2 separate regions of the Homo sapiens genome follow, and region 2 is linked to region 1. Evidence: chromatin loops called from intact Hi-C (ENCODE). Cell type or tissue: Caco-2. All regions are shown on one strand. Links, peaks and the distances in the headings refer to the core of each region. The heading gives the core; the rest is flanking DNA.

Region 1 (6,439 bases), core at 1,577-5,576:
AACAGCTTGAGCACTTGAGGGTAGAAAAGCAAACCATACCCTGACATTCTCCATTGGTAGCAGCAGCAGGAATCTGGAAGTGACCCATGAAAACTCACCTCAGGGTTTTAAAGATATCATGATGATGACATGGACTTTCAAGGGAAATTCAAGGTTTCCCCAATAATGTTTTCTATCAACTACTAATTTCCTTTTATATATTACAGATTACACAATGTATAAAAGCAGCACTCCTCAAGACTCAAAGGTCTTCAAAAATTGCTGCTCACTATAATTTATAAATGATATATTTGTAACATAATTCATAACATAATTTATAAAATTAAATCCTATTGTAAGCTCTGTTTCTAAAAGTACATAAATATACAAAATTTATTATTATATGTTTACGTAGCATCATTTTACTTGCCTTCAATGATTAGCACTTTCTTGTACGTACTGGAGAGGCAGAAATAAATGCATTCAGAAAAATGTATTTGGTTTCAGAAACACCTTAACTTACACAGAATCTCTCATATTTATTTATGTCTACAAATGTTATTTTTAGGATATTAAATATTTCCAAAAGGATAGAAAATTAATAGGCCGAGTAGAAAACTTACGAAATGCTGGCATTTTCTTGAGTCTCGAATGGAGACTTCTCTGTTAACAAATTGAGGAGTACAAACGTTTGTAATGTCATTCCCATATTTTTAAAAACAACAGCAAAAATAGTGTAATCCTAATGGTTTCAACCGATCTGGTCAGTTAAAAAAGTTGCTTTGCGGTGAAAGAAAAAGTAAAATAATGCCGCAATTTTATTTTATTTTAATTTTATGCTGCTAAAATTCAAACAAAGGCTTATAATACTGTGTTTCCAATCAGCTATTGAATGAGAAATATTGCAGATTTCAATGGCCCGCTTGTAATTTACAATGATGTTATTTATCAAACCATATTGATAGCTTCTTCAACAAATTCTCTTGCAAATAATGTGTTGCACAGACTTAAATTTCAGTTAGAAAATATTTACATGAGAATTATCTTTTTTTTAATGAGAATAAATATATTTCACTCATCTGGAGGCCCAAATGAACCAGTGGCTCTCTTGGAAGAGGAATTTTTAATGTCCTCAGGCATGTTCCCATAAAAGTTAATGGAGAGTTGATTAAACTTTGGGGATCTTGGAAATTTATATTTAGATTGGGGATAGTTTTAATTGTAACAGCTTTTCATGTTAACATTGGTTTAGCATATTTCATCTTTAGGGTAGTTATAGGTCATATTTCTTCCTTGCTGCATAACACAAGACACTTTTATCTGATATGGAGGCAGTCTTGGCATAAGTCACACACCATTTCCACGATCATCAGTAGGGTCAAGGAATTAGTAGTAGCATCAGTGGTCTTGTAGTCCTACTTAGTACTTAGCACTGAAGAAATATTAGAATCTAAATTTACTAATATGATTCTGACAGACTGGAATGTACTAGTTTACAAGTTAATAAGGCATTAAATGTATTACATACATAGGATTTCAACTTAAGATTTTGTTTTTCAATACAAAGTTCAGCCTTACCCCCAGACTGCCTATGTCAAAATCTTGATAAACTTGAAATCTCTATAAATATAAATCTTCCCAGATGATTCTAATGATCTTCCAGTTTTAGATACTACTACTATAGAATATTTTCAGACCTATACGATCTCTGTCTTTACTTTATTCTCCCCTTTTAACAAACACATTTAAAAAATGTTCATTTATCTGTGTGATGGATGGGGTGTGGTAGACTGACTTATCTGATTCATGCTCTGCAGAAGCAGCAGAGGGTAAAACAGTATTTCCAAACTTCCCTATACCTACACTTGATTTAGGTTTTGCCTATTGCATAACTTGTGCAATATACTTGTGTAAGACTAGATTTCAAAATGTAAGTAAGTGGTGAGACAGAATGCACACAAGTCATACATTTGCTGTTGAGATTCAGCCCATATGGTGTGGTTTTGGAATCAGTACTTCTGAGCAAAGCTCTCATTTCTAGGCAACAACTAGCAGGATATTTGGGAGCCAGCAGGTGGCAAAGCAGGTTCCTGATTCCCAGCTTCCCAATTATGTAGAGATAACTGTTGCCTTAGCAGGTCAGTTTATGCGGTGGTGTTCTGGGAGTATTCCTGAAAGCTTAGCTCAACCTAAAACCTGCTATTTCAACTATTCCAAGTGTTTTGTAAGCATCTAATTCCCTATATGTTGTCCTGTTTCTGTTAAAAATAGCTAGGGTGGTTTCTGTAATCTTCAACTGATCCCAGATTAGTAACTTCCTTTTATAGCTACCTACCTGTTAATCATTGCTCAATGTACACAGTAATCAGCAGAGATCAGTAAACAAAAAAGATCTTCAAGGAATATAAGAACAAAAAGTTCTTGATTGATTTACAAGTGATAATAACCCATAGTAAACAGATCAGAGGATCTATAGAAAGGACAATTACCATGCATACTCATTGGCATCAGGCTTCCACATATGGCATGGCACAAAACTCTCCTACTCTTGCATTATTAAATCCATCATGCATTTGAACGCTTATTAAAACTATTCTGTGTGCTTTCATTTTAAAGAAAAAACCTAAAAACAGTGAGCCTTAATTTCCTCTTAAACATTAACATGATAGGATTAAAGAAGAGGCTTAGATACCTTTCTCTGGGGATCATATATGTTGCAAAGAGAAGAAAGGTTTGGCTGAAAACTTAGAAAAGATCATATGAACTATAGTCTAAATTCTTATTTTTTGACCCTTTCTGGTTTTCTGTATATTTCTATATTTGTTCATATGTTTGACATTTGTGGAGCACATATCAAGTGGACTTGATACTATGCTAGACGATGGTCGTAGAGCACAATGCATAATAAAATAGATGTTTCAAGGAACTTGTGTTCTTAAGGTAGGAGAAAGATACTAAATGACTGATTACAAAAGTAATTGAAATTATTATATATGTGTAATACATAAATGAAACCATAGGATGACATAACCATGGGGTTTTGACCCAGTTTTCCTTGAGGAAATATTAATTGAACTAAACCCTAAAAGTGAAATTAACCAGGAGGCTGGAGAGAAGAGTTTTCTTGGCCGAGTTGTTGCATATGAATGACCCGAGCAGAAGGAAGGTCCTGGGACTTTTTAATAATAAACCCAAAATATGCAAAAAGTTCTCTCCTCAGTCACTATGTCAGATCTAGAAGCAGGCTAAGAATGGAATATTTAAATAATGGGAGGTAAAAGGAGAAAAAACTGCAGAAAATAGTAGAGAAATGAGAAGGACATTTCTCCAAAATGCTTCTTTTCAAGGGCATGCCATACCTGGAGATTTATCTCCCTCTGACCTAGTCTATATTGCTCAGGCTGGACTGCAGTGGCACAATCAGCTCACTGCAACTTCCACCTCCTGGGTTCAAGCAATTCTCATGCCTCAGCCACCTGAGTAATTAGGACTACAGGCATGTGCCACCACATCCCAGCTAATTTTTGTACTTTCAGTAGAGAAGGGATTTCATCATGTTGCCCAGGCTGGTCTTGAACTCCTGAGCTCAACTGATCTGCCCACCTCTGCCTCTCAAAGTGCTGGGATTACGGGCATGAGCCACCATGCCCGGCCAAGTCTATACTTTCTAAAATGCAATAAGATAAAAGTTACATATCACCAATAGACAGATAATTCACTCATTTTTTCCTACCCCCACACCTCTTCACACCATCAAATTCCATTACTGATATTGCATTTAGCCCTTGCTTGAAGATTGGAATCCTCATCCTTCCTGGGCAGGAGCTGGCTTAGCTGGTTTATTGGTGAGGGTAGGCATGATAAAATGTGTACACATGAACAGACAGGTAAGCCCCTAGGGAATGTCTGTACCATTGCTTCAGCAAAACCAGTTTGTCTGATCTTCCTGAGGAGAGCAAAGATCACCTGGTGGCCATCAAGCAGATCATCCAGAGGCAAAACTCTTTATCAGAGGAATTCAGAAGTAATCAGATTTCCCTATTATCTAAGGCAGGCATCTGGTTGCAGGTTTCTTTCCCCAAAATTTGTAAGTAACTAGAATTTCTATATATCTCCAGAATACATGCGAATCAAAACTTATTATGCAACCCTTGCTGACATTAAGGCGCCAAAATGTCTACAAATGTAATCATTTATCATGACCTAAGTGGCTGATATGATCTAAATTACCCTTAAGTTCCTCCTTTAAGGACCATAAATACTCCTAAGGAAAAATCCACTGCTGCGCACTCAGTCCTCTTTTAGTGAGGTGCCCACTGCACTCTTCTGGAGCATTCTTTCTATCTAATAAAACTTTCTTTTTTAAATCTATACTGTCACCTGTAAATTCTTTTTGCCAACCCTTGAGTTGACCACTTTCTGATGCCAGGGCTCTGACACCTTGCCCAGCATTACCTATTATGGGAGAGACTGTGGGCCAATGGTGCTTTTATTGTGTAATTACATTTCCTTTCCAGCTACAGAGATATTCAATTACTATTTTATTCTTTGTAATTTGGTAAGAAAGAGAACCTCAAGCAGCAAATACTTTGTTATTTAATTTTTGTTGCTGCATAACCTTGGATATCTTACAAGAAATAATGTCATAACCTTGGTTAACTTACTTTGCTCAAAACAATGTTAAAACTTTATTAACACCTTCTATTTTGTTAAAAAGGAAAAATTGTTGTAAAGCAAGGCCAGGAGATTCAGCGTCATGTGAAGATTCTGCCAGGATCTCCTAAAGCAACTTATCTTTCTTTCTTTTATTTCACTACTTTTTAAAAAAAACAAACAAACAGGTCTTTATAATGAATTCTTTACCATTAGTGCCACTAGTTAATAAATAAAGGTAACAACTCTGAGTGAGGAGTCAATCTGTCATAATCTTTCCCTTATGAGACTGTAGATGCGTTTGTATGATAAAAGCCACAGCAAAGTCATAAATTGCTCCCAGGTTTAGAAAGCTTGGAAAAAGCCAGGAGCAGTGGCTCACACCTATAATCTCAGCACTTTGGGAGGCCCAGGAGGGTGGATCACGTGAGGTCAGGGGTTCGAGACCAGCCTAGCCAATATGGTAAAACACCATCTCTACTAAAAATACAAAAATTAGCTGGGCGTGGTGGTGCATGCCTGTAATTCCAGCTACTCTGGTGTCTGAGGCAGGAGAATTGCTTGAACCTGAAAGGTGGAGATTGCAGTGAGCCCAGATCAGGCCACTGCACTCCAGCCTGGGTGACAGAGATAGACTCTGTCAAAAAAAAAAAAAAAAAAAAAAAAAAAGACAGAGAGAGAGAGAAAGGAAAAGAAAGCTTGTAAAAAGATTTGTTAAATGTTAAATCCTTAGCACAACACAGTCTCTGCTTTTTCACTTTATCTTCTATTAAATTCTTCAATAATCAGAGCAAATAAGCTACTATTTGAAAGCAACCATTCTTAGGTATACAGCCATTATATTCTGAATAATGTAAAATAAGTCAAAAATGTCAGTATATGGAGTTATAGAACAGTCGAGTGGCTTTTATTCAACATGGTATTGGAAGTCCTAGCCAGGGCAATTAGACAAGAGAAAGAAATAAAGGGCATCCACACTGCAAAGGAAGAAGTCAAATTGTTATTGTTTGCTGATGACATGATCTCATATTTAGAAAAACCTAAAGACTCTTCCAAAAAAAAAAAAAAGGTTAGAATTGATAAATTCAGCAAAGTTGTAGGATACTAAATCAACGTACAAAAATCAGTAGCATTTCTATATGCCAACAATGAACAATCTAAAAAAGATATCAAGAAGGCAATCCCATCTATAATAGCTACGATAAACAAATACCTAGGAATACACTTAACCAAAAAAGTGAAGGATCTCTACAATGAAAACTATAAAATACTAATGAAATAAAATGAAAAAAAACACACAAAAAGGAAAGATATTGCATGTTCATGAATTAGAAAAATAATATTGTTAAATTGTTCATATTACCCAAAATGATCTACAGATTTAATGCACTCTCTATTAAAATACCAATGACATTCTTCACAGAAAAATAAATCCTAAAATTCATATAGAATTACAAAAGACTCCAAATAGCCAAAGTTATCCTAAGTAAAAAGAACAAAGCAAAAAGAACACATGGAAGCATCACATTACCTGACTTCAAAAGATACTAAAAAGCTATAGTAACAAAAAGTGCATAGTACTGGCATAAAAACAGACACATAGACCAATAGAACTGAATAGAGTACACAGAAAAAGTTTTTATATTTACAGACAACTTATTTTCAACAAAGGTGCCAAGAATATACACTGTGGAAAGGACGGTCACTTCAACAAATGGTGTTGGAAAAACTGGATAACCACATGCAGAATAATGAAACTAGACCCCTATCTCTCACTGTGTGTGAAAATCCAATTAAAATGAATCAT
Region 2 (6,439 bases), core at 1,630-5,629, 59 kb after region 1:
GTAGAAATTTCTCAGATTCAAAATAAAGGGACACTAGAAATATTACAGTGTTGAGAAGGTGAATACTCTAATGACTGTTAGGCAAATCCTTTTGAAAGCCAGGTGACTTCTAATTCTTTGCTATCAATATATAGAGATAGATTATTTAAAATAATTTGGATGATTGATCACTACAGGAGTTTGCAGTTAACTTGGAAACAATTCAAATAATGGATTGGCTGCATGCTCATGCCTATATCCCAACATTTTGGAGAGGCTGAGGCAGGCAGATTGCTTGAGCCCAGGAGTTTAAGACCAGCCGGTGCAATATGAGGAGACCTTATCTCTACAGATAATTTAAAAATTAGCCAGATGTGGTGGCACGTGCCTGTAGTCCCAGCTACTCAGGAGGCTGAGGTGGGAGGATTACCTGAGCTAGGGTGACAGAGCAGGACGCTGTCTCAAAAAACAAGAAAAAGAAAGAATAGATGGATATTTCAATACTAATATTACGTTCGCCCCAACTATTATTTATGTAAATGTTTCTCAGTACATATGTCCACGAAAAAAAATTTTTAAGGGAGAAAATAAATTCTCACATCTGTCTTATTCTAGCAATATGACATATCTACAATACGTAAACTAATTGGAAAGAAAAAAATCCCACAGTACCATCAATACCCTTAACAGATGCCATGGTAAACTATGTTATTGGCCTCGATTCTTTACTTTTTCCATTCTTTGCCTTGAAGCTTTGCAGTTCTCCTCACAAAAGTAGCAGATTATGTTTCTGAGTAGGAAAATCTCTTTTTATACTCTCATAACACTCTCAATACATCATTTCTGACACCAGATGTGTGGATTTTTTTCTACACAGACCAATTTTTGATACCAGCAGAGTGTTCTTTAATTTAATTAAATGTTGACACTGTCTACCTGGAGACAGCATTAGATCCACAGGTTAGGTCCCACTAGAAAGGCCCCTTGTCTGACGTCAATCGTTAAGTCCAGGTTGTCACTTCTGAGTAACCCACTGTAGAGATTCCCATTGTCCCTTCCTCGGGTTAGGTCATTTGCTAGAAGAGCTCACAGAACTCAAGAAAACAGTTTACTTGGTAGATTAGAATTTATTGTAGAAGGATGCAACTCTAGAATAGCCAGACGGAAGAGATGGATAGGGCAAAGTCAATGGGAAGGGGCACAGCTTCCACAGCCTCTCCAGGCTTGCCACCCTGTTGTACCTCAATGTGTTCACCAGCCTGAAAGCTCTCTAAACCGCATTCTTTTAGGTTTTTATGGAGGCTTCATTACATAGGTATAATTGATTAAGCCATCAGCCATTGATGATCAAGTGAATCTCTAGTCCTTTTTCCCTCCCTGGAGGAAGGTGTAGGAGGGTGAGGCTGAGATTTCTAGCCCTCTAATCACCTGGATGGTTCCCCTAGCAACCAGTCCCCACCCTTAGGGACTTTCCAAAAGTCACTTCATTAACATAAACTCAGGTGTGGTTGAAGGGGCTTGCTATGAATAACAAAAAATGGTCCTTTCACCTTTATCACTTGGAAAATTCCAAGGGTTTTAGAAGCCTGTGCCAGGAACTGGGATGAAGACTAAGTATATGCCTCTTATTATAAATTACCATATCACAATTTCCCAATCCCTCGCTTCTGGGTTTGACTTTGAGACTTGCTTTAGCTAATAGAATTGGCTGGAAGAGACAGTGTGCCAGTTCTGGGTATAGTCCTCAATAGACCTTACATGTTTCTGCTTTCTTTCTCCTGCATCTGCCAGAGCTGTGGCAAAGAAGTGACCAGGCTAGGCAGCTTGTGGAAAGAGAGGATGAGAGACAATGTGAAGTAGAGTTATCCCAGATGATCTGCCCCAGCCGAAACCAGCCAGAAGAGCGCTGACTCCCCTCTGCCCCACAGACACATAAATTAGAATAACTAGTAAACTGAATCTACTGAGTTTTGGATAGCAGCAATTGCTAACCCACATAGATATTTAATAGTTAACAATGTATTATTCTTGTAATTTTGATCACTTGCTTACTATTAATACTAAAAATAAGAAGAACATCCGTAAGACATATTTTAATACATGTCTTAGAGCATTATGGCCACAGACAACTAAAAAATTATTTTAGGTACCTATTTTTGTTGAAGAGAAGTATTAATGGGTGGTCACATTTGGGTAAAACAAAAATGTAATTCATTTGAATGAAAATGCAATAAGCATGTGAATACAAGAAATGAAAAAGAATGAAAAAAAAAGATGATTTTTTTTTTTTTTTTTGAGACAGAGTCTTGCTTTGTTGCCCAGGCTGGAGTGCAGTGGTGCGATCTCGGCTCACTGAAATTTCCATCTCCTGTGTTTTTTAAGTGATTCTCCTGGCTCAGCCTCCTGAGTAGCTTGGATTACAGGCGCTCACCACCATGCCCAGCTAATTTTTTTATTTTTAGTAGAGACGGGGTTTTGCCATGTTGGCCAGGCTGGTCTTGAACTCCTGACCTCAAGTGATCTGCCTGCCTCAGTCTCCCAAAGTGCTGGGATTACAAGCATAGGCCAACATGCCTGGCCTAGATGGTGTATTTTTAAGATCAGTAATGGTGGGTATCAATTCGCTATGGTGCTTAGGTTTCAATCAGAGATGCAAAACCATTAGGGAGGTCTCTATCTATCCATCTATCTATCTATCTATCAATTGATTAGTTGGTTAATCAATGTATCTATTTTTGTAAAAGAAAGGATTTGTTGCAAAGATTTGATTTTATGCCATTTTGGGATCTGGTTAAAAAGTCTCTGTAAGGTGGTAGCTTCTGCATCTGATGCTGAAACTTCAAGTCCACAAGGCAGACAGTCTGGAAGGGGAACTAAATGTAAAGTCAGAGTTAGAACAAGCTGGATCCCTTAAGCATGAGCTTAATCAAGAACAGACTGAGATCCACATTAGTTCTCACTGCCCCCAACCATAATGATGTGGAGATGCTGCAGGAGAGGCTGGTGCTCTTCATCAAAGAGCTATACACACATTCGTTCCAGGAATTAGAGAACCTGAAGGAAGATCCAGGGACAGGTAGAGCAGTTGCAGATCAGGCAGCTGATCCATGCCAACAAGGTGAGCAGGCAGAGAAGCAACAAAATATATGAGCTACAAAGTGGCCACCACTTCTATCCTGCAATTTCCCACAAGGTTCTCTTGTGTGGCCACCCTTACCAGAAGCATACGGTAAGGAGAATTCTAGAAAAAATAGTTTGGCCTAATCTCATGGACACATTAGAGTGATAATACTTTTAAAGAGTTTTTCACAGATCTATTTTAAAATGCTGATGGGGTTCACAACATGTTACCCCCAAAATATGGCACCTTGGCATTTGAGAAAATGGTGGAAGCCAGAAGGTCACTCTCCCCTTCCTCTTGCCCTTCTCTGAAGCAAGTCATAAAATCTAGAAAGGTCAATCTCTGACCTTTTTCCACCTTTCTACCCTGAAGCAGGTCATAGGACCTTCGTTCCAGAAGGGCCCTGCCCATGCCCAGAAGAAAGAACTTCCTTATCTCTGAAGGCACAGGGACACAGAGAAGAATCTGAGCAAACAAGTCTCACTAGGTTTTCCCCAGGTGTTAACCATTAGATTATACCTACTTTGTCTGATCATACTTCTCAACCTTCCACTTCATCATAGCTAGCATAAGAAACACACAGTTTTACCTGTTTTATTAAGCCTTCACTTCAGAAGGCCCTAGATCATAGAAAAGTATAAAATAAATGTATATGTAATCTGTCTTTGTTATAGGAGCCTTTTAATTAAAAAAAAAAACCCTCAGGAGTTAAAACATCTTGAAAGGGACTGATAGAAAATCTTAAATATACTTTAATACAAAATGGCATAATACATTGTCTGACATAGAGATTAAGAACTCAACTTCTAGATTTAGACAGCTACAGTTTAAATCTCATCTTTACTACTAGTTAGTCATAGGAATTTGGCAGTTTTCTGGGCTTCAGTTTCCTTACCCATAAAATTGTTACCTGACAAAAAGTGAGGACTACCTAACTGTAAATTATATTATTAAATAAATGAGGTGAACTCCGCGCAAGTGTGAACTAATTTCTTACCTTTTTAAATTCTAAGTGTCATTCTAAAACCCTGTATATCTCACATTCAAATTATAGTAGGCTCAATGTTTTCATTATTCTGTTTACTCAGTTAGAAGGAAATTGACATTTGCGTGCTATCAACTTGGAGTTCAGCAGCTTCCATATATGGATCTACCAAAAGTGTCCTTTTGAAAAAGTATCACAAAAGGATGTGACTTGGTATTGTTGAAGTCTTTTAAGAAGAGGGAGGTGATGACAGAGGTAAATACAATGAAGAAATTAGTGAGCTCCTTGGTGAGTGCTGAATGGGTAGAAAGATGCATACGTAGGGATGGGGAGCAAGTGTAGAGACGAGGTTAATAGATAAGTAAAGAGAAAAGGCTCAGATCTCAGGGCCACATTAAGTCAGAGCTGGTATATTCTTGTACAATCCATTTGTGAGATCTCCAATGATGTCATTGTAATTAATTTATAAAGGATTAACTAACCGTCTGCCCAGGGAGAACAGATGTATTATAGTTAATCCATATTTTAGATATCATTTGATGATCTTTAGTCACTGTTACCATTTTTAAAGTGTTTCCAAACAAAAGTCATTTGTACTTTCAAGAAATGACTCTTCCTACTGCTTACATTAAAAAATAAATGACATGCAAACTATATGTAAACTATAAATTCACAAAAATTCTGCTTGGAAATAATTAATTGAGTTCACCAGAAGCCTAATATGCAACAGACATCACCAGTCCCTGGTGTTACCACACTGACACTGCATTTCCTTCTTATTTTTATATCTGTCTTTTTATTTGTTTATTTTGTAACTTACACTTTCCTCCCACTCCTGATGTTAAACATGCAGCTTCGCCCAAGTGTGAACTTCAGAGAGTATTCCATCAGTTACTCTCCCTCTGTGGTCTGCACAATGCCCCAACAGACTGGTATGAATGTTGAAAGCCTTTTCCTTCTCCGGGCAGCAGCCTCAGGGGCTTCTTTTCTTTCCTGCTTTAGGGATGCTTTGTCAGCCTGTGAATGTTGCCTCTTTGGTTGGCTTTGTGGAGACAGCTTGTGCTCAGATGTGATTTAGTTGTAAGCTGATTGCTGCTCCATATGCGAAAAGAAAGAGAGAGTGACCAGTTCTGAGGCAGCCAGTCAGTGTGCCCCAGACCATTACGTCAGTATCGCATGATGGTGAACCGCGCAGTGCCAAACAATCTCTTCTTGGTGCCCTTTCTTTCTTTTTTCTTTTCTTTTTTTTTTTGGTCTTTCAAAGAAAGGTAAGAAAGCCTGGGAAAAGAGCAAGAGATACAAGATACACTTGCCTTTCCTTGAGAATTTCTAAATGCTATTTATTATCAAATACATTTTTCTTTTAAATTGAGATTCTGTAATGGAGGAGGGGAGTAAAGAAGGATAGAATCTTGAGGAAGAAATAATTTATAGTATATTGAAACTCGGGTGCGGTATATCAGTTTTATCTGTTTTGGTACTTTATTGATTTCCCCCTGCCCCCAACTTGCTCCTAGGTTTTTGTAGTGGTTATATTAATTTTTATCTAGAAATATGTATGTACATTAACAGAGCAGTGGCAGAAAATAATACTTCTTTCAGTTGGGAGGAAGGTTAATCAACATAATTAGAATGTTTCTTCTGTTATCTTAATGTTCTGGTTATTCTCCCTCAGACTTCATTGCTTAAAAGAGACTATATGCTTTAAAACCATAGTAGGCTAGTACCCATATGTCTCATCAATATCACATATTGTTCAGGGGAGGCTTATTTGAAAGTAATGTGGCACATTGGTTTTACCAGTGTTGTTTCTGAGGACTGTACCATGGAGATTCCATATGCCTTGCGGAAGCAGTTTTAGTTGGTGTTGATAACCCATTTTCACAATAGGTTTCATGGCAATCAACAGTGTTTTGACCCTCAGTTTGAACATCTGATCAAGAAGGTTTTTAAAATAAGAGCCTCATTCTACTGAGGTCCACTAACTTCTCTGTAACATGTGAACCAAACCCTAAAAGCATTTCTTGCTGCTTATCTACAATAGAATTGCAGATTATTTGTTTGATCACATGGGGCTAACAATGGTACCCCTCCTGATACTACTTTTTTTTCACAAATTAAAGGAAAGAGGAATTTGTGTTAAAAATAAAGGAAGGAGGAATTTGTGTTAAAAATAATAAAGTATGTTTTCTTATTCTTCTGGGAAGAGAGATAACTTTCTGAGAAAATTTATTCTAGTTATGAAGCAGAGGCACCGAATCACACACTTCAAATCTTTGTCACTTTTAACAAAGCTGATTGATTATGTGAGTTTATGCCTGTCACCTTTCCTTTGGTAAAGGAAGCCTTAGCTT

What was found. A loop is a pair of places that touch in the nucleus more often than their neighbours do. Peaks named below come from ENCODE experiments on the same cell type or tissue, not always from the same donor. Only the 100,000 strongest peaks of a DNase experiment are listed, where the experiment ranks them.
Region 2: it touches region 1 in a loop (5-fold over the local background); 15 of 110 quality-filtered maps call a loop at or near these places.

The regions. Positions count from the first base shown.
Region 1 is chr6:122,769,086-122,775,524 of GRCh38, forward strand. It overlaps a transcript of FABP7 not described here. Among named protein-coding and RNA genes, the nearest start is that of FABP7, 7.4 kb to the right of the region's middle. In Caco-2, for the core only: CTCF peaks have their summits at 2,091 (motif pointing right) and 3,974; DNase peaks (open chromatin) are centred at 2,076 and 3,856.
Region 2 is chr6:122,828,189-122,834,627 of GRCh38, forward strand. No RefSeq gene overlaps it. Among named protein-coding and RNA genes, the nearest start is that of SMPDL3A, 42 kb to the left of the region's middle. In Caco-2, for the core only: no CTCF peak of the experiment used is centred there; a DNase peak (open chromatin) is centred at 3,513.